Regions from separate parts of the Mus musculus genome. Here region 1 is linked to region 2. The links are chromatin loops, found by intact Hi-C in ENCODE. Cell type or tissue: gastrocnemius. All regions are shown on one strand. Links, peaks and the distances in the headings refer to the core of each region. The heading gives the core; the rest is flanking DNA. Region 1 has its middle 20 kb from the start of Tut7. Region 2 overlaps Dapk1 (death associated protein kinase 1).

Evidence for each region. Peaks named below come from ENCODE experiments on the same cell type or tissue, not always from the same donor. Only the 100,000 strongest peaks of a DNase experiment are listed, where the experiment ranks them.
Region 1: it touches region 2 in a loop (5-fold over the local background); 21 of 42 quality-filtered maps call a loop at or near these places.

The regions. Positions count from the first base shown.
Region 1 is chr13:59,837,616-59,849,478 of GRCm38, forward strand. No RefSeq gene overlaps it. Among named protein-coding and RNA genes, the nearest start is that of Tut7, 20 kb to the left of the region's middle. In gastrocnemius, for the core only: CTCF peaks have their summits at 3,379 and 5,375 (motif pointing right); DNase peaks (open chromatin) are centred at 2,139, 3,009, 3,349 and 5,377; H3K4me3 peaks cover 593 bases; H3K27ac peaks cover 440 bases.
Region 2 is chr13:60,732,668-60,744,530 of GRCm38, forward strand. Dapk1 (death associated protein kinase 1) reads left to right here. Exons shown (of 26, transcript NM_029653.3): 18 at 3,577-3,675; 19 at 7,388-7,465. Among named protein-coding and RNA genes, the nearest start is that of BC051665, 48 kb to the right of the region's middle. In gastrocnemius, for the core only: CTCF peaks have their summits at 5,995 (motif pointing left) and 7,784 (motif pointing left); DNase peaks (open chromatin) are centred at 2,843, 3,235, 5,414 and 5,977; H3K4me3 peaks cover 848 bases; H3K27ac peaks cover 1,474 bases.

The DNA of each region.
Region 1 (11,863 bases), core at 1,710-9,709, 900 kb before region 2:
TTCAAGAATGATGACCCCCAAATCTCGTGGTCTCCCTCTAGCCCCTTCCTTTAAAGGTCCCACAAGCCACACTGGGGACCCGGTTTCCAGTGCATGACTCTTTTGGGGAAACACACACAAACCATTCAAACAGCAGCAGCCTTGGCTTCTGGCCTAGTGTGGCTTTCCTGCTCTACCTCCTCTTGTTCTTCTCTGCCTTTGCCCTGCAGTGTCTCCCCTTCACCCCCTTCTGTTCTTCTCCGCCTCTTCTTTACTTCCTGTGTTCTCTTGCTTCTTCTTTCTCCCAACTGAACACACTAGAAAGTAGACCCATTTCTGATTACACAGCGGGAGCCTCTCTGAGTGGCTCCTGTTTCCAGTGGATCTCTGGAGACCCAAACCTTATTGTCTATCTTTTTTTCCAGGATAATGTAAAATATAGCATGTTTTAAAAAATTTTTTTATTAGAAATTTGATTCATTTCTACTTATTAGAAAGTTTGTCGCCTTTAATCCCAGCACTTGGGAGGCAGAGGCAGGTGAATTTCTGAGTTCGAGGCCAGCCTGGTCTACAGAGTGAGTTCCATTCAGCCAGGACTACACAGAGAAACCCTCTCTCGAAAAAAACAAAAACAAAAACAAAAAAGAAATTATTATTCAGTCTGGAAAATTTCTTTAATCGAAAGCAAGGCAAGAAGATATGGTAGGTACAGAGTTTATTCTTCTAGTATAGCGAAAGTTTTGCATTCCAGATAAAGTCATTTATTTAAAACACAAACAAAAACAAAACAAAAACAAAACAAAAACAAAACAGCTCTCAGAATTGGTTTTGCCCAGTCTTTCCAGAAGCCATAGGTAACCAAACACCGCCCCCACTCACTGCGTGCCCCCCCCCCCCAGTACCAGGTGTTGTGTATCTCCCCTAGAGCTGTTGGTCCAAAGTGTTGTGGACACCAAGAATATAGCCTACTGCCATTGCTCTAGGCTGCTCTCCAGAACTTGATGGTAAGATCCCATTGCTGAAGCCATCACACACAGGAGACAGAGAAGTGACATTGGTGCTGGCCCTGAAGCTGCTGGCTGGATTACATAACATTACAAGGTATTGTGCAGGCTTCTGGGAGATAAAAGTCCTGGCCAGCCTCACCCAGATGTGAACGCTGTGGACTTCAATAATGACCGGTATGGTAAGACATGTTTGTGCATGCAGCAGAGGGACTCAAGGCCTGCTCCACAGGAGAAAACACATGTCTAATGCTGTAAATCTGGCCCATAACTTACAGTGGGAACTCAAAGGCCCAGGAAGAACCATTGTTCTGTAAAATGAACAAAGTCTCAAAATGCCCTCTAAATGAATATCTCTCTACCCATAGATTAGCTCTGCTCTTAGACATAAGCGGAGGGGTTTCTTTGTTAGTGGGATGCTGGTTAACATGGAAACTCGTAGCTTGCTAAGTGCAGAGAATAGGCATATGCTAATACAGAGCGAGTTCCAGAACAGCCAGGGCTACCCTGAGAGACCATGTCTTGTAAAACAAAAACAAACAGTGGACCGAAGACACCCAGAGGCCTGCTCGGTGCCACGCTGCACGGGCAGGCACCACCACCACAAGAGTGTGGTGGAAAGATGGGAGAGAAAGAGAAGCAGGATGGTGTGGGCCCTAGGAAGAGGCCGCGAAGCGAGGGCGGTGAGGATCAGCCTGCTGTGAGCAGCCTGTGCTGCCACTAGAGACCGTGGGGATGTCCTGACCCACGCTGCTGTCAAACACTGCGTCTCAGTCTGTGCGCCAGCAGCATCAAGGGTCTGTGTCCATGTCTGCGGCTCCATGCTACCACGGAGAGCTGTGTGGATGTCACTGGCCTGGGGCCATGTTGATGTTTAAGGACAGCACAGGCTGACCCAGCCCCTCACTGACTGTGGTGTTGGGGAGAACTGGCTCCAAGGGTACAAGAGAGGGAGAACTAGCCCGGCCCCTCGACTGGCCCTGCCCCTCGCTGGCTGCAGCACTTGAGAGCCTATGCAGCACAGTAGAGTTGGCCCTGGTGAAGGGGCGTGGGTGAGCTTCTGGGCTGACCAACTCAGCTACCACCCAAGCACTGATCTAAGGCTTTGAGTTAGCCCACCCCAACATCTACCCCATCTATGAACTGCTGGAGCACGGGAAGGGGCCGGTCCTCCAAACCAGAGCTGCAGGGCCTCCATGATACAGGGTAACAATGGGATACCTGGCAGGAGTCCCAGCGAGGATCCAGTGTTGATGGTGTAGCAGAGCCAGAGGCCTCACACCAGACCAAGGACTCACTGCAATGAACATTTGCAAGTAAAACTGGGCGTTACGTTAGTGACACACTGCAAGAAACCAGACTCCATGGGGGAGATTTACTTTATTTTTTATTTTTGTTTTCTTTTGTGGGGTAGGCTGCAAGGGCAGAGGGCAGATATGGAGGGTTGGGGAGATGAGGGGGGTTGGGGGACACGGTGAGAAATTCACAAAGAATCAACAAAAAGTTAAAAACAAACAAACCCAGAAAAACAAAAACAAAATTACAGTGGATGCATGACATGACAGTCTACCATGACATGACACTGTAACATGTCACATGCTTATTTTGGTACACATATTCTTTATTTTTTTTGAATAATTAACAAGTCAGATTTATATAACCAATACATTCTCAATTCACAAGATTCCCACACAATAATTTCAGAGCCAATTGAAAATGATACAAGCTGCCCACCTAGATCAAATTATTCCAATTATTCTATCCCTATATGATATTCATAACCACCTGTGGCTGTTTGAAACCGCGAGGGATTGGGATCTTCTTCCTGTCCACCCGCTTTCATCTTGGCTGGTACAAATACTCTTGGAAAAAATTCTTTCCCTCTCTCTTTTAGTCTATGTGTTGTCTATGTGTTTAAAAAGATTTATTTATTTTTAATTGTGCATAGGCGTCTGGGTGGAGGTGTGGGCAAGTGAGTGTAGTTGCCGTTGGAGGACAGAAGAGGGCGCCAGATCCCCGGTCACTACAGTTGCAGGCAGTTGTGGCCAGCTGATGTAAATGCTGGGAATTGAGGTTGGATCCTGTGTTCTTAACTGGCGAGGCGTCTGTGTACGTGTTTAATTAGGTTACAACACTTAACTAACACTGGACAACGATGCCCAACTCATGATGGCAACTTGTGGTTGGCACAATTAAACTCATTGCTGTTTTTAAAGCAACTCCTGGGTTTATTTTATTTTTCTCTTCTGTTTGTGGTGCTGGGGATTGGGCTAAGAGCATGGTACTTGCTAGGTGTAAGTTCTGTGGTTGAACTGCATGCATGCATTCTTGCCCCCTCTGCTGTTAAGCTGTATGCATTGCATCCCTGCTTCCTCTGCTGTTGAGCAGCATGCATGCACTCCTGCCCCCTCTGCTGTTGAATCGAATGCATTGCATTCTGGCCCCCTTTTCCGGTGACATTTAACTGATTCATTTAAGATCACAGAAGTCTCAGAGGCCAATTAATGTGCAAATTTGTAGCTCCAAGGAATTCAGATCTTTAGAGGATTTTGAAATTCAGGAGGAATGTTGTTAAGACCCATAACATAAAACAAAAATGACAAAAGAAACATGCTGAGCTGTCCGCCACGATGAGCACCTGGAGGAAACACATACTGACTGTGCCACTATTCAATGTATAACTGGCATTAAGGTGACAGGGACTGTAGACTGTCTCCGTATTCTTGTGCTATCTGTGAAAGAAAACTAAACAGGAAGGTAGGACTGTGTTGTGGTTTCTGCTGGGGTTTTGAAGGAGAGACAGGTTGTCCTTTTCAGGTAGAAGGTCTCTGATAACTGACCACAGAGGGCTGGTGCTGAGGAAGAGTGTCAACCCCAAGAGACAAAGCAAGGTGTCCTCTCTTTAAGGTCCCTTCTGGGGAGGAAGGGAGAATGGAAGTCTTGCATCCCGAGGAAATGGAAACTTAGTTAGTGTGTGACCTGTGTGCTCTGAGGTATAAATCATACCATGTGTCAGGGGTCACACAGATAGGGAAGTAAGGCTGGATAATTAATATGTGACTGGAGTCAGACTACCTTGAACCCCAGCGTGGATGGGGGTGGGATGTTCTTACCTTCCTAGGGCGTGGTTCCCTGGATGGCCCACGCTTTCTCAGACTTACCTTAGTTAGGGTGGTCAGGGTGTTATTGAGCTCGGAGGGGGATGTGAGCGCCCGTCTCGCCAGCAAGAACGACGCCACAATAGGATCCTTCTGCACACGTTTATTGGGAGAGCATTGATTGCATAAGCGAAAGACCCTGAGCCCAGAAATGGTGCTGCTTATATAGGCCTAGGAGTGACGTGTCCATACCTGATTGGTTATGCTACCAGTACCTCATTAATATGTGTCGGGCCAGGCAGTGACTCGGCAAAAACCTCTTATGCACATGCGCACATTGGTTGTTTACCCATAATCATGGGCAGTGGCCAGTGGTAGCCAGCGCCACTCTGCAACGGCACATGTGGCTTCCCCCAGGGGGAGGGGTAACAACCTGTGCCCCAAACCACATTTAGCCACCCAGTTCCAGTAAGTCAGTTAAAAAGAGTCACATTGTTAGAGTTAATAACCAAAAGCAGAATAAGGGTTGTCATTAAGTGTGGCCATATTGGAAAGAGGGACAAAGGTCCAGCAGATTCCTCAAGCCCGTCCTCAGGGTGCAGAAGTGAGATCAAAGTTTAAATAAAGGGCAGAGGATGTGTGCACTTAAGCAGTGTCAATCAAAGTGAGGTCCCGCCCACCACTGACTCGGAGCCCGGGCTTCAGTCTCCTGAGGTAGTTTGACAAGATGTTAGAACTGTGTGAATTCTCTTCTGGGAGTCAAGTGAGGTGTGTCTCTTTCCCTGCGTGGGGCTCCAGAGAAATTCCCACTGCTTTGGGCTCCATTGTTTCAGTAGTCTGACAGACCGAGAGACAAGTGTTCTTTGGAATGTCTTCATTTCCTCCGGTTACAGTGACATCGGCTATATCCAAGGAAGTCCACTGTGGGCCCAGGGTGTGTCTGGGGAAGGTTTGAGGCAGAGGACATGTGCCTGATGTGTCAGATGAGCTAGCAGCCCATGCGACCTGACACAGTGAGCCAGGTGGGGATGGGGTGGAAAGCTACCACGACCAGATCCCAGTTTGTTACTATGTGAGAGCATGTGAGAACAGGAAACAAACTATCCATGCCCAGGACCTGCCCTCAAACTTCTTTGTTCAGAGAACTAATTAATAATTCCTCAAAAAGTTAAATATGGAACAATCATATGGCCTAATAACTCCGTTTTTGATCTAAATCCCCAAAATGCAGGAGGCAGAATCCCCAAAGGAGCATTTGCATGTGTTCATAGTAGCAGTACTTATAGCAACCACGAGGTGGCAGCAAATCATGCCAATTGGCAAACCATGTTACTTAGTATCCAGGGTTGGGTTCCTGCGGTTTAAGAAGGAACAGGACCGTGGTCAATTTGACTATATCAGGAATGAACTACAATACGGAAATGGAGGGCACACCTGTGATCCGGATCTTGAAGCAGAAAGACAACATGCCTTTAATCTGCATCTTGAGGCTGAGGACAGGGGTTTTTCATCCAGCGCTTGAGGTGGGATGACACAGCCTTTACTTCAGATCTTGAGGCACACAATCCAGGCCATACCTTCTGCTGGAGACCTACATAAGGACAATGGAAGAAGGAAGGAAGGTACGGATCTGGAATAGGCATCTAAAGGTTTCTAAGTGTGCTCTTGAAGAGAATCTCCTTGCCAGTAGCCCTAGAGCTCAAGTTGTGGAAGATCAAACAGAAGCCCTCAAAAAGATGGCTGAATTACTACAAAAATCAAGTCTGAGCCTCAGAGGGTGTCAGCAGCAGTTAAAGTAAGGTCATTAATTGGCAAAGACTGGGATCCTATAACTTGGAATGGGAATGTGTGGAAGGACCCTATTGAAGCTGAGAACTTTGAACTCTCAGATCCTCAAGGGTCTACCTCACCTGAGGATGCAATACTTTCAGTCCCACCCCTTGAAATATTGCCCTTTTCACCTGAGGAAATTAATCCTTTATTATTAGATAAACCAGCAGTGACTTTCTCTGAAGAGAATGCCAGGCAAGACAATATTGATGTTCCTCAAGGCTCACCAATCATTGCCTCTAGACCTATAGACTAGACTATAGACTATAGACTCAAGGTAAGGCAGGCCCCTAGAGGGGAGGTAGAAAGTGTAGTCCATGAGGAAATGTGTTACACTCCTAAAGAGCTTAATGAGTTTGCTAATCCATTTAAGCAGAAGTCTGGGGAATATGTGTGGGAATAGATTTTAAGGGTGTGGGATAGTGGTGGAAGGAACATAAAACTAGATCAGGCTGAGTTTATTGACATGGGCCCTAGGTTTAGTATGGAAGCTTGCACAGTTAAGAAAGGTCTCAAAAGTTTGAGTGGTTGGCTGAAACGTTTATCAAAAGAGAGGTTACCGAAAAGGAGATGGAGATGCCTGGCATCCCTTGGCCTAGTGTTGAGGAAGGGGTTTTAAGGCTCATGGAAGTTGCAGTGCTAGAGTGGATACGTTGTATAAAACCTAATCTTCCACATTGGAAGGCCCAGAAGATGATATGCCCTTCACAAATCCTGTAAGACGCTAACTGGTGAGAGGGGCACCAGCACATTTGAAGAGTTTTGTTCTTGCCCCTTATTTTATGCCAGACCTTAGCATTGGAGCCGCTGCTGCTCAGTTGGATGAATTAAATGCAGCAGGTTTAATTGGGCCCCGAGGTAGCAAGGGCCAGGTGGCAGCATTGAATTGCCAGAGACAAGGTGATCGTAGTTATTATAATGGGCAGCGTAGACAAAGTGGATTTTATAATGGCATGCCTTGTACAGACCTTTGGTACAGATGGCTAATTACTCATGGTGTTTCCAGGCATGAAATAGATAGGAAGCCTACTGCATTTCTGTTTGATCCGTATAAGCAGAAACATTCTCAAAAGAGGAAAAGAAAAAAAAAAAAAAAGAAAGAAAGAAAAAGGCTACCTTGGATCGCCACACAAAGCAATCTCAGCCAGTGAGTCAATTTCCATATTTGAGCCAGTTTGCAGACCCACAACCCCTTGAATGAAGGGGTGGCCAGGTTCCCTTGAGGAAGAACCTTGGTAAGACACCTAATGGTTTTGTTGTTAGCCTTTCTCCAGTTCTTCCCCAAAGGACCTATGGCCTTTTACAAGGGTTACAGTACACTGAGGGGAGAGGAAGCCGTGAAACTTTCGGGGGTCTATTGCATACTGGTTCTGAATTGATGCTGATTCCGGGCGATTTCATGAAACATTGTGGCCCTCCAGTTCAAGTAAGGTCTAACGGAGGCCAGGTGATAATGGAGTTTTGGCTGAGGCCCAAGTTGCAGTAAGTTCAGTAGCTGCCTGAACTCATTCTGTGGTCATTTCCTCAGCTCCAGAATGGATAATCGGGATAGATATACTTAGAAGTTAGCAAAAATTTCACATTGGTTGCCTGACCTGTGGAGTGAGGGTATCATGGTTGGAAAGGCTAAATGAAAGTCTTCAGAGTTGCCTCTTCTGGGGAAAATGGTGAATTAAAAACAGTATCATAACCCGGAGAGACCGCAGAAATTAGTGCCACCATCAAGGACTTGCAAGATGCCGGGGTGGTGGTTCCCACCACTTCTCCCTTTAACTCTCCTGTCTGGCCAGTGCAGAGGACAGGCAGATCATGGAGAATGGCAGTTGAGCACAGAAAACTAAATCAAGATAGTTACTCCAAATGCAGCTGTTGTACCAGATATAGTATTCTTGCTTAAGCAAATTAACACATCTCCTCGTACGTGATATGCAGCTATTGACCTAGCAAGTGCCTTTTCCTCAGTACCTGTCCACGAGGACCACCAGAAGCAATTCACTTTCAGTAGGCGAGGCCAGCAGTATATTGTTACAGCATCACCTCAAGAGTATATTGATTCACCTGCCTTGTTGTCATGATGTCATGTTCATGTTGTCATGATGTCATGTTCATGTTCATGAACATGTTGTCATGTTCAACGGAATCTTGATAATCTGTCTCTTCCACCAAATATCACTGTGGTGCACTATATTGATGACATTGTGCTGGCTGGGCCGAGTGAGCAGGAGGTAGCAATCACTTCGACTCATTGGTAACACATACATGCATCAGGAGATGAGAAATAAATCCAACCAAAATTCAAGGACTGTCTACCTCAGTGAAATTCTTAGGAGTCCAGTGGTGTGGGGCATGCAGAGATATTCCTTCTAAGGTGAAAGATAAGTTATTGCACCTGGCCCCTCCTACAACCAAGAAAGAAGCACAACGTTTAGTGGGTCTATTTGGATTCTGGAGACAACACATCCCTCACTTGGGTGTGTTACCTATTTACCTATTTACCAAGTGACTCGGAAAGCTGCTAGCTTTGTGTGGGGCCTGGAATAGGAGAAGGCTCTTCAACAGGTCCAGGCTGCTGTGCAGGCTGCTCTACCACTTGGACCATATGATCCAGCAGACCCAATGGTACTCGAGGTGTTGGTGGCTGATAGAGATGCTATTTGGAGCCCCTGGCAGGCCCCTGTAGGTGAATCACGGAAGAGACCTTTGGGATTTTGGATCAAAGCTCTACCATCATCTGCAGACAACTATTCTCCCTTTGAAAAACAGCTCTTGGCCTGCTGTTGGACCTTAGTGGAAACTGAAGATTTGATAATAGGACACCAAGTTACTTTGCAACCACCTGAACTAGCCATCACGAGCTGGGTGCTATCAGATCCTCCAAGTCATAAAGTAGGACATACACAGCAGCAGTCATTATCAAATGGAAGTGGTATATACGTGATCGGGCCCGAGCAGGTCTTGAAGGCACAAGCAAGTTACATGAAGAAGTTACTCAAATGCCTATGGTTTCTACTCCTGTTACAGTGCCATCTGCTGCCAAGCATGTGCCTATAGCCTCATGGGGTGTTCCCTATGATCGGCTGACCAAAGAGGAGAAGACTAGGGCCTGGTTTACTGATGGCTCTGCATGTTATGCAGGCACCACCCAGAAGTGGACAGCTGCAGCATTACAACCCCTTTCCAGGACAACCCTGAAAGACAGGTGAAGGAAAATCTTCGCAGTGGGCAGAACTTCAGGCAGTACACATGGTATTACAGTTTGTTTGGAAGAAGAAATGGCCAGATGTTCGATTGTTCATTGACTCATGGGCTGTAGCCAATGGATTGGCTGGATGGTCAGGGACTTGGAAAGATCACGATTGGAAAATTGGTGAGAAAGACATCTGGGGAAGAAGTTTGTGGAGAGATCTCTCCAAATGGGCAAAGGATGTGAAGATATTTGTGCCCCATGTAAATGCTCACCAAAAGGTGACTTCAGCTGAGGAGGAGTTCAATAATCAAGTGGATAAGATGACCCGTTCTGTGGACAGTCAGCCTCTCTCCCCAGCCATCCCTGTCATTGTTCAATGGGCACATGAACAAAGTGGCCATGGTGGTCGAGATGGAGGTTATGCTTGGGCTCAGCAACACGGGCTTCCACTCACCAAGACTGACCTGGCTATAGCTGCTGCTGAATGCCAGATCTGCCAACAGCAGAGACCAACACTGAGCCCCAGATCTGGCACCATTCCTCGAGGTGACCAGCCAGCGACCTGATGGCATGTTGATTACATCGGCCTACTTCCTCCATGAAAAAGATAATGTTTTGTCCTTACTGGAGTAGATACTTATTCAGGTTATGGTTTTGCCTTTCCTGCATGTAATGCTTCTGCCAAAACCACTATCCACGGACATGTATTCCACACAGTATTGCTTCTGACCAAGAAACTCCTTTCATACCCGGAGAAATATGACATTGGGCCCAAGATCATGGAATCTACTGATCTTACCATGTTCTCCTCAGTCCTGAAACAGCTGGCCTGATAAAGAGATAGAATGGCCTTTTGAAGACACATTTACGCGTCAATTAGGTGGCAGTAGCATGGAGGGCTGGAGCAGAGTTCTTCAGAAGGCAGTGTATGCTTTGAATCAGTCCAGTATATGGTACAGTTTCTCCCAGAGCCAGGATCCAGGGGTTCCGAAATTAAGGGGTGGAAAAGGGAATAGTTCCACTTAGCATCACTCCTAGTGACCCACTAGGAAAGTTTGCTTCCTGTTCTGGAAACACTAAATTCTGCTGGTCTAGAAGTTTTGGTTCTAGATGGGGAAGTGCTCCTGCCAGGAGCCACAACAAACAATCCATTGACCTGGGACCTCAGACTTTCCCCTGATTACTTTGGGATTCTAATGCCCTTAAAGCAACAGGCTAAGAAAGGAATAACAGTGCTAGGAAGGGTGATAGATTCAGATTACCATAGGGAAATTGGATTACCTCTCCGAAATGGAGGTGAGAAGGATGATGTCTGGAATGTAGGAGACCCCTTAGGGCGTCTCTTAGTGCTACCACATCCTGTGATTAAAGTCAATGGGAAACTACAACAGCCTAATCCAAGCAGGATGACAAAGGACGAAGACCCATCAGGAATGAAAGTGTGGGTCACTGCTCCAGGAAAAGAGCCAAGATCTGCTGAGGTTCTTGCAGAGGGTGGAGGAATGAGCAGTAGAGGAAGGTAGTTATACTCATTGAAGGCCATGTGACTGATTGCAGAAATGAGGATTATAATTGACATGTGTGCTTGGTAGAAGTCAGACTTCCTAAAACATGAGTTCTAGATGGTTGTGAGCTACCATGTGAGTGTTGGGAACTGAACCCAGGTCTTCTGCAAGAGCGGCCAGTGCTGTTAACCATGCAGCCATCTCTCCAGAGAGCTTTTTAATTTTTTTAATTAATATTTTTATTACATATTTTCCTCAATTACATTTCCAATGCTATCCCAAAAGTCCCCCATACCCTCCCCCCCCCCCCACTTCCCTACCCACTCATTCCCATTTTGTTTTTGGCCCTGGCGTTCCCCTGTACTGGGGCATATACAGTTTGCGTGTCCAATGGGCCTCTCTTTCCAGTGATGGCCGACTAGGCCATCTTGAGCTTTTTAATTTTAAGTGTTTAAAATGGATAGAGTTTCAGTTAGAGATTATGAAAAGCTGTGGAAATGACTGGCAGTACCAGTTGCAGAACTGTGTGAGAGTACCCGCTGTCACTATGTTGTCCTTGTGAATGGTTATGTTTAGATAAGTTACATTGTTACAACAACTAGAAACCTTCCCTCCACTTTGTTATCCTTATCATTGACTTTATTCTTTCGAGGTAATGAACTTACAAGAACCTTAAGGTACAGAATCCGGGACTGGAGCAGTTATAAGCACTGGCTACTCTTTAAGAGGACCTAGTTTTGGCTTCTCATTTTGGAAGAGGGAACCTCAATTGAGAAAATGCACCCCTGCCCCGGATTGACTTGTGGGAAAGCCTATATATAGTTCATTTTCTAGACTGATTATTGATTTTGGAGGACCCAGCTTGCTGTGGGCAGTGCCATTCCTGGCATGGTGATCCTAGAAGCTCTAAGAAAGCACGCTGAACGAGCTATGAGGAGCAAGCCAGTGAGCAGCACCCCCCCATGGCCTCTGCATCAGCTCCTGCCCCCAGCGTCCTTCCCTGGCTTCCCTTACCATGGGTTACAAGGTACAGTGAAATAAACCCATTCCTCCCCAAGTTGCTCCTGGTCATGGTGATTAATTACAGCAACAGAAACCCTAAGTAAGGCAGGAGGTATTCCAAGTCTGGTGCTGAGATTTTAAATTGATAGCCATGACATGAATTTTAACGGCAACTCTGTTATTCAGGGGATTGTAGAGAAGCTGCCTTAAGGCAGCGGTCCTTACCCTTCCCAATGCTGCAGTCCTTGGAAACAGTTC
Region 2 (11,863 bases), core at 2,051-10,050:
TCTAAAGGCACATTGTTAAATACGTTCATTGAGAAGTCCAGCTTTGTTGGCATGGTGGCTCACACCTGTACTGCCAACACCCGTGATGTGTAGGCAGGATTATTCATTTGAGGTAAACCTGGGCTACAGGATGAGAGCTTTTCTCTAACACAAATAAACATCCAGCAAGACAAGCCTGTTTCTAGGTTTGCAAACTACTGGTGTGGGCTGAGATGTGGTTCAGTGGGACTCTGGATGCATGTATCCAGCCCATGGACCTAGTCACAGCACCACAGAAGTGGACAAACGGGAAACTTGACTCATTTGATGGAAATCGGTCACAGTGGTCTATGGACTTGACATTTTGATTTCGTCTTATGCTGGAATAGCGCAGGAGCCTTCGGTGGCTGGTTCTGCTGTTATGTAGAGCTCAGCTAAAGTGAAAGCAAGCCTTGTGCGGTTCAGACTTGTGTGGACTGGAACCTGCTGCCTATCACCGCACAGCTTTCTTGCAGTGCTCTAGCATGGTCAATGACATCGAATTGGGGAGGGACATTGGAGGAAGCTGAATTTGCTTTATACGAGCTGCTTTTTTGTAACCTATCCAGTCCTTTAAGGTTTGACCTACTCTTGAGAGGACAGCCCTGGTGACTCACCTGCTCCCAGACTTCGCCTCTTCAGAGATTCCACCCACTCTGCACATCATGTTCTGAACCCAATTTTTATCCTGTGAAACTCTAGGTGACAAGTAATAGTCAAACCCCTTCTCTCTGTCCCTCTTACCTCCTTCCCTCCTTCCTTTTTCTATCCCTCTGCCCCCTCCCTCCCCCTTACCATTTTCCACCCTCTCCCCGTTTCTTTCTCTTTCTTCAAGTGAGAAACTAGAGACGTTTAAGTTTGTGCAGGAAAGTAAGTGCCAGCCACTACCAACCCACTAATCCGTCCAGTCTGCCTTTCCTCAGGCCCACTTGGGGAGCCGTTTGTTACATTGGCTATAGCACAGTGACATCCATGTTTCTCAGGCAGGCTGCCACTCTCTCCCCATCATGCTGTCTTTCTAGATGATTAGATTTCTCCAGAGAGAAAGATGACCATTCAAATCCTGCTCTTCTTAGTCTAAGAGGGCAAGGACTTGTCAATTTATGGAGACATTTCTTTATGCTTTGTTTGAAGACTGGGGCGGGTTCTTTTTTAACTCAGCTGAGATAGCAAGCAAACATTGAGAGAAAGAAAGGGACAACACCATGTATCACTAAGGTCGAACCTCATAGGCCACCCTTATCCCACAGATAGTTAAGTTTGTGCGTGCACTCTCGCGTGCGCGCACGTGCGCACACATACACACACACACACACACACACACACACACACAAACACACTCACACACGACACACACATGACACACACACACACACCTCTGGAATGAGCCTTGGGCATCAGCTGTGATCAATGTCTTACTGCACAGCCCAGGCATTTGAGGAGGTGAGGATTTGGCCATGGGTGTTTCTTCCTTCTTGTGTGCCTTTAGAAAACCAGGCACACAACACAAAGTAGCAAATTCACTTGTCACCATCCCTTGCTGGGGCAGGCGCGGGACAGGCAGGAAGTGCTGTGGAAACAGGGGAAAGAATCCGCCAGCTTCACAGAGGTGACAGAGCAGTTAGCACTCTGCTAGATAGAGAGGTCAGGAGAGGTGACTTCAGACAGAGCCTGCACGCGTAGCTCCTAAATTTGGTGGTGAAAATACAGCACAGGACTGCAGGTCCTGAGCACAGAGGTGATGGGAGAAGGGGGAAAATGCTGGAAGGAGACCTCAGGTCCAGATACGAAAGGCCTGGGGTGTAACACTAAGGAATTTGAGTTATGTGATAGCCAGGTGCTACACCTGGAATGGATTGTAACACTCCCTCCATTTCTGTTCCCTGCAGGCTGGCTGCAGAGTCTCTGTGAGTTGAATAGCATTCGGGCTTTCAATAGTGTGTCACAGATGTCATTACAGATAACCAATCACCACTAGGGCTGGAGAGATGGCTCAGCAGTTAAGAGCACTGACTGCTCTTCCGAAGGTCCTGAGTTCAAATTCAAGCAACTACATAGTGGCTCACAACCATCCATAATGAGATCTGACGCCCCCTTCTGGGGTGTCTGAAGACAGCTACAGTGTACTTACATATAATAAATAAAATACATCTTTACAAAACCACCACTAACTGTAAGCTAATAACATAATGCAGCATGTGATTGTGTCTCAGCCCTTCCAGTGATCTGTCTCTTACTGAAGGTTCATAGAGCCAGGAGGGAAACGCTCCAGCGTGTTAATAGAGAAAATCTCAATAAGCGATGTTGAGGATTTAATTTTCTAACACACTCCTATCCTAAACGCTTAAAACGATGATGTGTTGACCCATGCAAACAATAAATGCTCTGCAAGCAGGGATTGCCAAGCACTGACTCCGACACCCCCTGTACTGGCTCCGTGATTTCTATTCATGGCTCCTTCAGAGCCAATGAGTTTGCTATTTCACTGTTGTATTTACAGAACATCCTAGATCCCAGACTTAGCAACCTTTGAGAAATAGAAAACAACCGAGAAGAGGAGTCTCCTGTCCTCCCTTCATCCTTACATGACTACAGCCACAAGGGTGTGTGCGGTAGCTGAATCTTGCATAGCTTTCGTGACTATAGATTGGGTGCCTCCCTCCCTCTCCTGTTCCACAGGATTATTTTTAAGCCTAAACGTCAAAAAGTAATTACTTTATGTGTGTGGATATTTTGTCTGCATGGATGACTGCACCGCGAGTGTGCCTGGTGCCGACTGGAGTCGGACAGGGTGTTGGATCCTCTGAACCTGGAGTGACAGATGGATGGTTGGGAATCACTGTGGGAGTGCTGGGTTCTCTAGAAGAGCAGCTGGTTCACTTAACTATGGAGCCAACTCTCAGGACCCTATTTTCAAGACCATTGCTTCTTGGTGTGGCGGCTGCTAACTTCTAAGGGCAAACCTGCAAAGACAGGGTGCCAATGCGAGGAGACCCGACAGTCTAATGTCCTGGCTGTGAGATGCTTGGAGGAGATATTCACCACACACTGTTTAAACCTCAAGATAGCTATCACTATTCCTGGGGGTTCACTGCAGTACCCCAAGGTGTATGGCGCACAGTTTGAGAACCATATGCCTACGAACCATAATAGGCATGACCTCGAAGCTTCACGGCCTCCTAAGAGTGCCCTTGGCAGCTCCCTTCCTTCTCTCTCCCTGGTGCATGAATATGAACGGTGTGGTGCAGATACACATGGGTGTCTGGGCGCTCACACTCTTGCCTCGCTCTCTGCCAGCCCAGCGGGAAACTTGGTTATCCTGTGGCTAACCTTCTCATTCATCCTTTGAAGGTGAATTTGGAGCTAGACTTTCAACTTCAAAGTACTTGAAAAACTATCTGGCAGACCTGCCTCAGTGGGAGCTAGAACCTCTTGTTTAGTTCTGTTGGTCCCAGTCCCCTTATGTAATACCGTTTCTCCCCAACGATGGCTGTGAACTACCAGCTTTCACAGATAGCAGCCATGAGAATGCTTGTGGTATTTTTTTTCTCTTTCCAGTATGGTCGGACTCCTCTCCACCTTGCAGCCAACAACGGGATCCTAGATGTGGTCCGCTACCTCTGTTTGATGGGCGCCAATGTGGAGGCTCTAACCTCGGTGAGTACCAGGCAGGGGCAGGTGTCTGGCCTCAGAGAGCCATGGAAACTTCTTGTGCCTCAAGGGCACAGGGAGAAAGGTATTGCCTGGCAACTGCATTCTAAAGCAGACAGGCTGCTATTAAGCTCTAACCCTCTACTGCAGTTACATAAACATTTGCCCACACAGACCTAGTTTAATATCTAGTTAATGTTTCATCCTTTCTCATCTCGCCAGCCCCGCTCCGCCAGCGACCCGCTGGTTCACACTGGCCTTTTGTTTACCGTGTTACACAACAGTGCCTCTTAGCTTTCTATTCCACGTATGGATTTCTCTTTCATAAGTGCTTCCCGTTGGCCCCAGGGTACAAGAGGCCCAGTGCCCTGTGGGAGGAGCTGGATCCCCTGTGTGGTCTTGGGGGGTCATGAACAGCCTGGAGGCAAAGGGCTGGTGTCTACTGTTTAGAGTCCGCCTTTGCTGCTGGGATTGAAAATTATTTCTAAGTAAGACATAGTCCATTCCTCTGGCTTCTCATTTCAGGCTTAGCGCTGCCCTTCCCCCTTCCCCCACTCCTCAGAAGAAACCGTTTGCTTCATATTTCATAAAATAAACACCATAGATAAGAGTTTGGCCAACAAGGTGAAGTGGCAGTTCAGTTGTAGCCATGAACTATTGCTTGATATGTTGCTGGGCCTAAGGTGGGTTAATTACTTGTGTGTGTGTGTGGTCTTGACATTCGAAGATCTGAACTTTATCGACAGTCTTGAAGGAGAGCACATGGTGTTTGATGTTGCACCTTACCTAAGGCTCTGAGGTTCTTGGAGATCTTCAAAGTCTTAACCGAGCTGGCCCTTAGAGCTCCATCTAGCCTGCCATTTGTTTTGGTAAATGAAATTTCGCTGAGGCACAGCTATGCTCATCCATTTATATAGCATTGTCTTTGGCTATCCATGCTGCTGAGGCCCAGATGCCTGGCATGGTCCTCCAGAGTGTGTGTGTGTGTGTGTGTGTGTCCCTGTCTGTGTGTAGGTCTTTGCAGTACCGTTAACTCTCAAGATGTAACGGGCCTGTTCTGTGCAGTACTGGTCTCTGCAGGCACAGATATGAGCAGTGTGTGCAGGGAATGCACACATTTCTCAGGATGCTTATTTACCCCTGCCACACAGGACATTTTAGGCCTGAGGTGCCTTCATTAACCTTTACCCACAGGTTAGCTATCCTGCAGTAACACATCACATGCATTTTTATATTTATTATATATTATATATCTATTGTATAATATGTGTGTATATATATCAGATGATGCCTTGTGGGAAAATAAAAACCAGGGTGACTCTGAAGATGCTATCAGCTGTTGGATCCAGATGTGTGTGCAGTCTCTGGTCCCTTTGTGTTGCTCTGTGAGCCCATGCCCCTCCCACCCCCACCCCCCACTCTTTCCCGCAGTGGCTGTCTTCTCTGCTCCCGCCACACCCTGCTTATACTGCCTTCCCGTCTCCCACCTCTTTCAGCTTCTAGAGAGACTCATGAGTGTTTCCTGTCTGTGCTTAGCCTTGTCATTTACTCAGATAGATGCCCCACACAGAGAAACTTCTAGAAAATGAGAGAGGGGCACTGATCAAAGAGTCTTGACCATCAGTAGGCAGGGGGTGGAGCAAGAGTGATGTCAGATAAGGGTGGGGACTGGGAGGTGGGTGAAGCTGACTTCTCTGCTGCCTCAGCTGAGCAGTCAGGAAATGGGCGTGGCTCGTGCAGTCTGGCAGCTGAGTAGTCAGGAAGTGGGCGTGGCTCGTGAAAAGCATTAGGTTAGGAGGCCTGAGCTTGGTGACCACCCACTCTTGTACAGATTACAGGGATCATGCTAGAAGCAGAACTGAGAGGCTCCCATCAGTAAGCAAGCCTGGTAGGCATCTGGCCTCCTAGCAGGGGAAGCAAGCATCCTCCTCTTTCAGCAGTGATGACTTTTTGTGAGGAGTGGGATAACCGTGGACCGGGGACATCACTTAGAGACAAAGGCCAAAGCATGTCTGTCCTTCTGAATTTTCTAGCAGTCGCATTAAAGAAGCAGCAGACGAAACGGCTTTCAGCAATGCGTGTGAAATCTCATTTCAACAGGAGGAATTTGAGAATATTAATATTTCTCATATTCTCTTATCGGTACGGAGTTTTTAGTGCCTTGTACGTTCTGTACTGACAGCCGTCTTTTCAGAATCACATTTCAGACCCGTCCCTGCGGATGCTGCCCTGTGGGACAGCCAGCCAGAGCCGTAACTTTTTTCTGGCTTCTGAGATGACTGTACAGATAGCATGTGGCACCACAGCACCCCCTAGTGTCACCTTTATATTCTGAGCGCTCCTGGCTTCTCCTCTACCACCAACTCTGCAGAGACTCTAGTCACCTTTTAGGAGCTGCTTTTTTTATTCTGCACCTCTTCCTCAATGCCTTAAAGGCACCCCATGAAGCCATGAGACGGTTTGATGGGAACTCTTAGTTGGAGGTACAGTGTCTAGTAAGGAACTCAGTTCGGTCCAGAGCAAAGGAGAAGTTCTAGCTTGCCTGTTGGATCCATCTCAGGACTTTAGGATACATAATAAGAATGGGGTGGAACACACACCTGAGCCAGAGTTTCAGCCTGGAGAGAGCATTCATTCACAGCTTGGCAATTTTGTCCCCAGAAGACACGTGGACTTATCTGGAGACGTGGTTGATTTTTAAGCTGGAGGTTGAGGAATATCACCAGTGCCTTGGTAGACCACAGAGGTGTTATTCACATTGTATAAGGCTGATAATGGCTTTCCACAGCAGAGAATGACATAGTCCAGCAGGGCCAAGATTAAGATTTGCTGGTCCAGAGAGGCCCCATATGTATCTCAAGAGCAACTTGAGTGGAGGAACTGGGAGGTTGGCAGGTAGACAAGATGTCCCAACTCTTCATGGGATGACTTATTACAAATGCAGATAATGAGACCATAGACTTTTTTTCTTCTCTTAAAAAGGTGTCTTCATTTTTTTTGAAGATTGAATTTTAGGGCTGTATAATACTTTAGCTGAACAGTGGTATCTATCTCCCTTAGTGTAGAGGGGACATAGCCACAGCTCCTGTCCCCACAAGGGACTGTGATATCATGCAGTTCATGTGATCCGCTGCGAACTTGATCAGGCTTGGACCGGAACGTTCTCAGGAGATGTGCATGTTCATGGTATAGACATAAGAGTAGGTCCCTTCATATGAAACCACAGCTCCATGAAAAGTCTCTAATCAAACAGTAAATGTCACAGTGCTGTGGGCCCTTAGGTCTCTGCTTTGTGTTTTTTCAGCCACCTTAAATCAACCTGTGCTAGACTAAGCGTCCTTTGGAAGGTACAGTAGTTACCAGCCACGGTGTAGAGCGAGGACCAGGTTTGTATGTGTGAGAACTGAAAGAGTAGACTGCTGCCATAGAGACAGAAGTTCCATCGGGGATGGGATAGTCAGAGGAGAATGAGTAAGCTCTGAGTCTATGCACTCAGCATCTTTCTGTTGACACCTCAGGACACTACTGCATTTCTTGCTCTGTCATTTTTCCTTCCTGAGCCACCAAATAAAATAAGGTTTCCTTAGATGAGAAAACAGGCCAGGACTTAGAGTTTGTCCAACTTTCTTTTGACCCTGCTGTGCCTCCCATTTCTTCGCTGAACTAGCATGTTGAGGTCCCGTGCAGCTCTGTGACACTGATCATCTGTTTCCTACAGGATGGAAAGACGGCCGAGGACCTCGCCAAGGCAGAACAGCACGAGCATGTGGCAGGGCTCCTGGCAAGACTGCGGAAGGTGAGCCTTCACCGGAGGTCCTCAGATTGTTCTTATGTGAGAAGTTCTTGGTGTTTTCCTTACTAGAAGGAGACATTGGACGTAGGTTTAGGAAGATCATCTTTCCTTGTCCTGTCAGTTGGCACACACACATAAATGTCTAAGGGGTTTCTTCTACAGTTGTTGTAAAGACAAATTTTCGGGCTGGAGGGATGGGCTCAGTGGTTACGTGCAATGGTTGCTCTTGCAGAGAACCAGGGTTCAATTCCTAGCACCTACACGGTAGCTCATTTGTAAGCCCTGTATTTACAAGATACCCAGCACCCCCTGCTGGCCTCTTCGAGCACCAGGCATGCAGGCCATGCATGGACAGACACACAAACTAGTTTGATGCTCTTCCCACCGCTGTGCTGGTTTTGTTTACCCAGCCCTCTCTGTGCCACCACCCCCACAGCGGATGGGGAAGAACACTAGTGGTGTCCCTTCTCCTATTTTGTTTTGAGTTTTCAGGTATCAGTTAATCTCCTGTTTATCAAATCACAGCACTGTAGAGTTTATAAAAACAGAAAAATAAGTAAACACAGGTGAACGATTTACAACCCACATGATATATCAAGAGACTAAAAAAAAAAACCCAAACCATTTTGGCTAAGGTATCTATCTGTTTGTTAACACACAAAGATGTTCACTGAAGTTCTATTTAAAATGTAGTAGCAAAAGTTAGACAGTCGGGTTACCAATATTTATGTGTAGGGAGTTGTCATAGAAAACGGGTATTGTTTGGCTTTTAGAAATACTTACAAAGAGATAGTAAGTACATGAGTTTCTAGGCTGAAGCAGAAGGATACATTTTAACCCTTACCCTGGATCTGGGGATGTAGCTCAGTTGGTAGAGAGCGAGCTTATGGAGTATTCAGGGAGACTTGACTTACATTCGTAGCATGGAGAGGTGCTGCTTGCTGGTTTTTTCCCTGTGGCTTGCTCAGCCTGCTTTCTTATAAAACCCCAGACTACCTGCTCAGGGGCAGCATAGAGGGCTGGACTCTCCCAAATGGATGGAGAAAATGCCTCACATGTCAGTTTAATGGAGGCAATTCCTCAATCGAGGGTCCCTCTTCTGAGGTGACTATAATTTATATAAAGTTAACAAGAACTAATAAGCCTAGGTAGCCTGGATGCCCCATAAAACTCTTGCTGGATGAACTGGCCCATTGCTCATCAGCTCTGTGCCTTAGCATCTGCATCCGACCCATGGGACGAGGTGCCAGCTCAGAGAATGGTAATGAGCCCCGAAAGACGTCTTGAGAACAGCACCTGTACACACTGAGCACCGAGTGGCTTCCTTTGTGCTTGGCACAGCACCCTGAAGAGCATTTTTAGAATGGACCATTGCAAATGCGGTGGGGGCCCTGAACTTCTGTGACTGGCACTGACATTTTACATCCCCAGGGTTCACAGGGGAGGATGTTCCTACCAGAACACCAATCCTCAAAGAGATTGAGAGGAGTTAGTGCAAATCCCATATCACGAGATCTCTACATCCTTGGTCTTTCTGTGGGCACGGGGACTTTGTGGTGTTTATTTCCAGCCAGCCAGCCTGGGGACATCTCAGTGAGCCTGCGCTGAGCCACCCTGCCTAGTCACAGATCACAGTGTGCTGAGCTGGGGCTTCTGTTCCATCAGGCAGGATTTTATAAATGTCTTGTTCAACAGGACACACTTACCTTCATTGTCGTCCACGTGACTCTAGGCCTCAGCCTTCTGGTGGGAGGCAGAGCTCTGCTGATCCATTCTTTCCTTCAGATCTCTCAGATTTAAAAAAACTAAGTCCTGAACTGCGATAACTCATCAGCGCTGGAAGCACCCGATAGATAGAAGATTTGCTTTCGGAAGTCAAAGCAACGGCACTGGGGAGTGAGGACAGAAGCCACCAGTGTCTGCAGAGAGAGAAAGGCCAGGCATATGTTTACGGTTATCAATTCAGTCTCCAGGAGGACAGACTGTTCAAAAAGAGCACAGTTCAGGGAAGAGGGGAGGCTGCAGTGTCCGCTGTGGCCATGCTCCTCAGTAGTCTTCACCAGGGTGCTCCTGCCATTCATTGCAGGTGGGCGGTACATCCTGTCTTTGCAGAATACTTCTGTCCCTGGCCTCCAGGCCCGTGCTGTAGTGCCTTTGTTTCTCTTCTTTCCTTGTGTGGAAACCAAAGGAAACACACTGTGCAGTGTTCTCTGCCTGTGTTAGAGCCACTCACGAGAGTAGTGGCTCATGACGCCTCCCTCATTTGGGTACTGTACATTCCATGTGGTCTCTGCCTAGGGAGTTTTCAGAGGTTTTCACCTCCTGGGAATGTAGTTTTGAACTTTTGCCGTGAAGGAAATAGGGACTGGCCTACGGAAATAGAACCAAAGCCATTTTATCACTGGCTCCAGTGGAAGCCAGTGTGAGAGTCAGAGTCTGTGTTCATCCCTGTGCAGTGAGGGGCTGACACAGGACCAGGGAGGGCTTTGGAGCCTGGCATTAAGGGGACCTTAGGAGCTTCTCTTCTGGAAGGGTTTAGACTCCTAGGGACCCAGGCCAAGGCCAGGACTATGAAAACCAGGCAGGACTGAGCTGTATGGAGCCTGCACTGGCCCAGTTCAATATGGAGGACTTGAGACATTTGGTATTATCTCTGAGAGCTAGCCACAGGTGTTTCCTTCCAGCTCGGTGACATCACTCTGGGTTCTTGCAGTTGGATGTGGCGGGAATGCTTACAGCATATGATCCCATAGACCCCTCATGTGAGTCTCCTCTGTCTCTGGAACTTGGTGTTTGGTGGGCTCTGGAAGCCCCGCATCTACCCTCTGGCTGCTCCTCTCCAGAGGAACTAACAGGAGGAAGCTGTGCCTTCTCTTCTATCTCGTGCAGACAGATAGATTACCTACCAGGAAAGAGCCCCTTCAGTCCTCCACTGCACGGACCTGGACTGTGGTGCCTAGCCAGGTCCAGTCTCTTCACCTCAATGCAAGGAAATGCAAGGTCATAGGGAGTGGGCTGCATGCGGTATCCGTGGTCTTGAAGTTTATTTTCTTTGCCTCTGTTCCTGCGAGTTCCATGATTATCAGGGCTTTGGGGACTTGGTTTACTTCATTGGTCTCATCAGTAGGATTTTTTTCCTTAAACCGATAATAAAAGTAGCCCCGTCCTTTCTCTTAAACCCAAGCATAAGACACTGAGGAGGTGCTCAGGAATGTTTTGGAAAATGGACAGTGTTGGGTGTTGCCCATAATTAAAATTCACAGGGAGTGAAGGACATTTGCATAATTAGTATTCTCACTCCGTGCATTTGGGCCTAACAGCTTCCGCCATGTGCCATGTGCTGGAAGTCGCTGCTGCCTCTTCTCAGGGCCCTTATCTGGCTTCTCCAGATTGCCAGTTGCTTCCTTTCCAGCCTGTGGGTTTAGTCATCTTTCCTTTGGGGAACGTGAAAGCTAATTTGCCAAGGGAAACGTGCTGAAGAAAGAAAGCTGTAAACCCAGAGGCCCGCCAGGTTCGGACTGTGGGTGTCAGGATCTAGAGGAGAGACGGGGAGACCTGCTAGTGGAAGCGCTTATAGCCAGTGTGGTGCTGGGCTTGGCTGGGACCGTGCAGGCTAGTTGCTCTCTGAGTCTTGGGTAGGATAACTTCTTGAGCAAGCACTTAAGTAAGTGATGGGAGCTGATTGGTGGTGAGTGTAACCTGTGTTACAGACCCACCTTCACAACCACCCGGAAGGTCCACGTTCATAAACCTGCGCACTCCTAGTGTTGGGAGGTGTGCTGTCTTACATATCCAGCCTACTGCAAGCACTCAACCAAACCTTTAATCCATTGGGCCTTGTGTGCAGCCCAGTCACATTCACAGACCCAAGGGACACACACTGGAGCTCATTGTAGGGCTTGAGAAAACTTGCAGTAGCACAGTGGCCCCAACTTGATGCTCCTCCTGGGTGCTGGGTGGACAAGCTCCTACCAGCTCCTTCCAGCCCCATCACGGAGGGCTTGGCCAGGGTGGATTTGTGGCCAGGTCTAATCTCAGAGCTCCTGCTCCGGCCTCACTTTGGTGGACTGTGTATTAGTGTGCTTCCTTCCAAACCAATTAACACACATAGCACCCGCCTGCTATAGCTAGTGTGGTGCCATTCCTTAGGGGAGGAAAACAGGGTTGGTGAAAACTGCTTTTCAGGGAGTCCCGCTCTGTGCTCCTCAGCTGTCCCTACCATGCCACCTGGTGGCCAAAACTGAGAATGCGTTGACCACCGGTGGAGGGCTATCAGCAACTTCTGTCAAGGGAAGGTTGTATCAAACTCTTCTAAATTTAGATTCGAAGAGGACGACGAGGTTAGATTCCCACAGGCATGCGGACAACTGAGGCTGCTTTCCCTTTTCCTGCTTTTCAAGA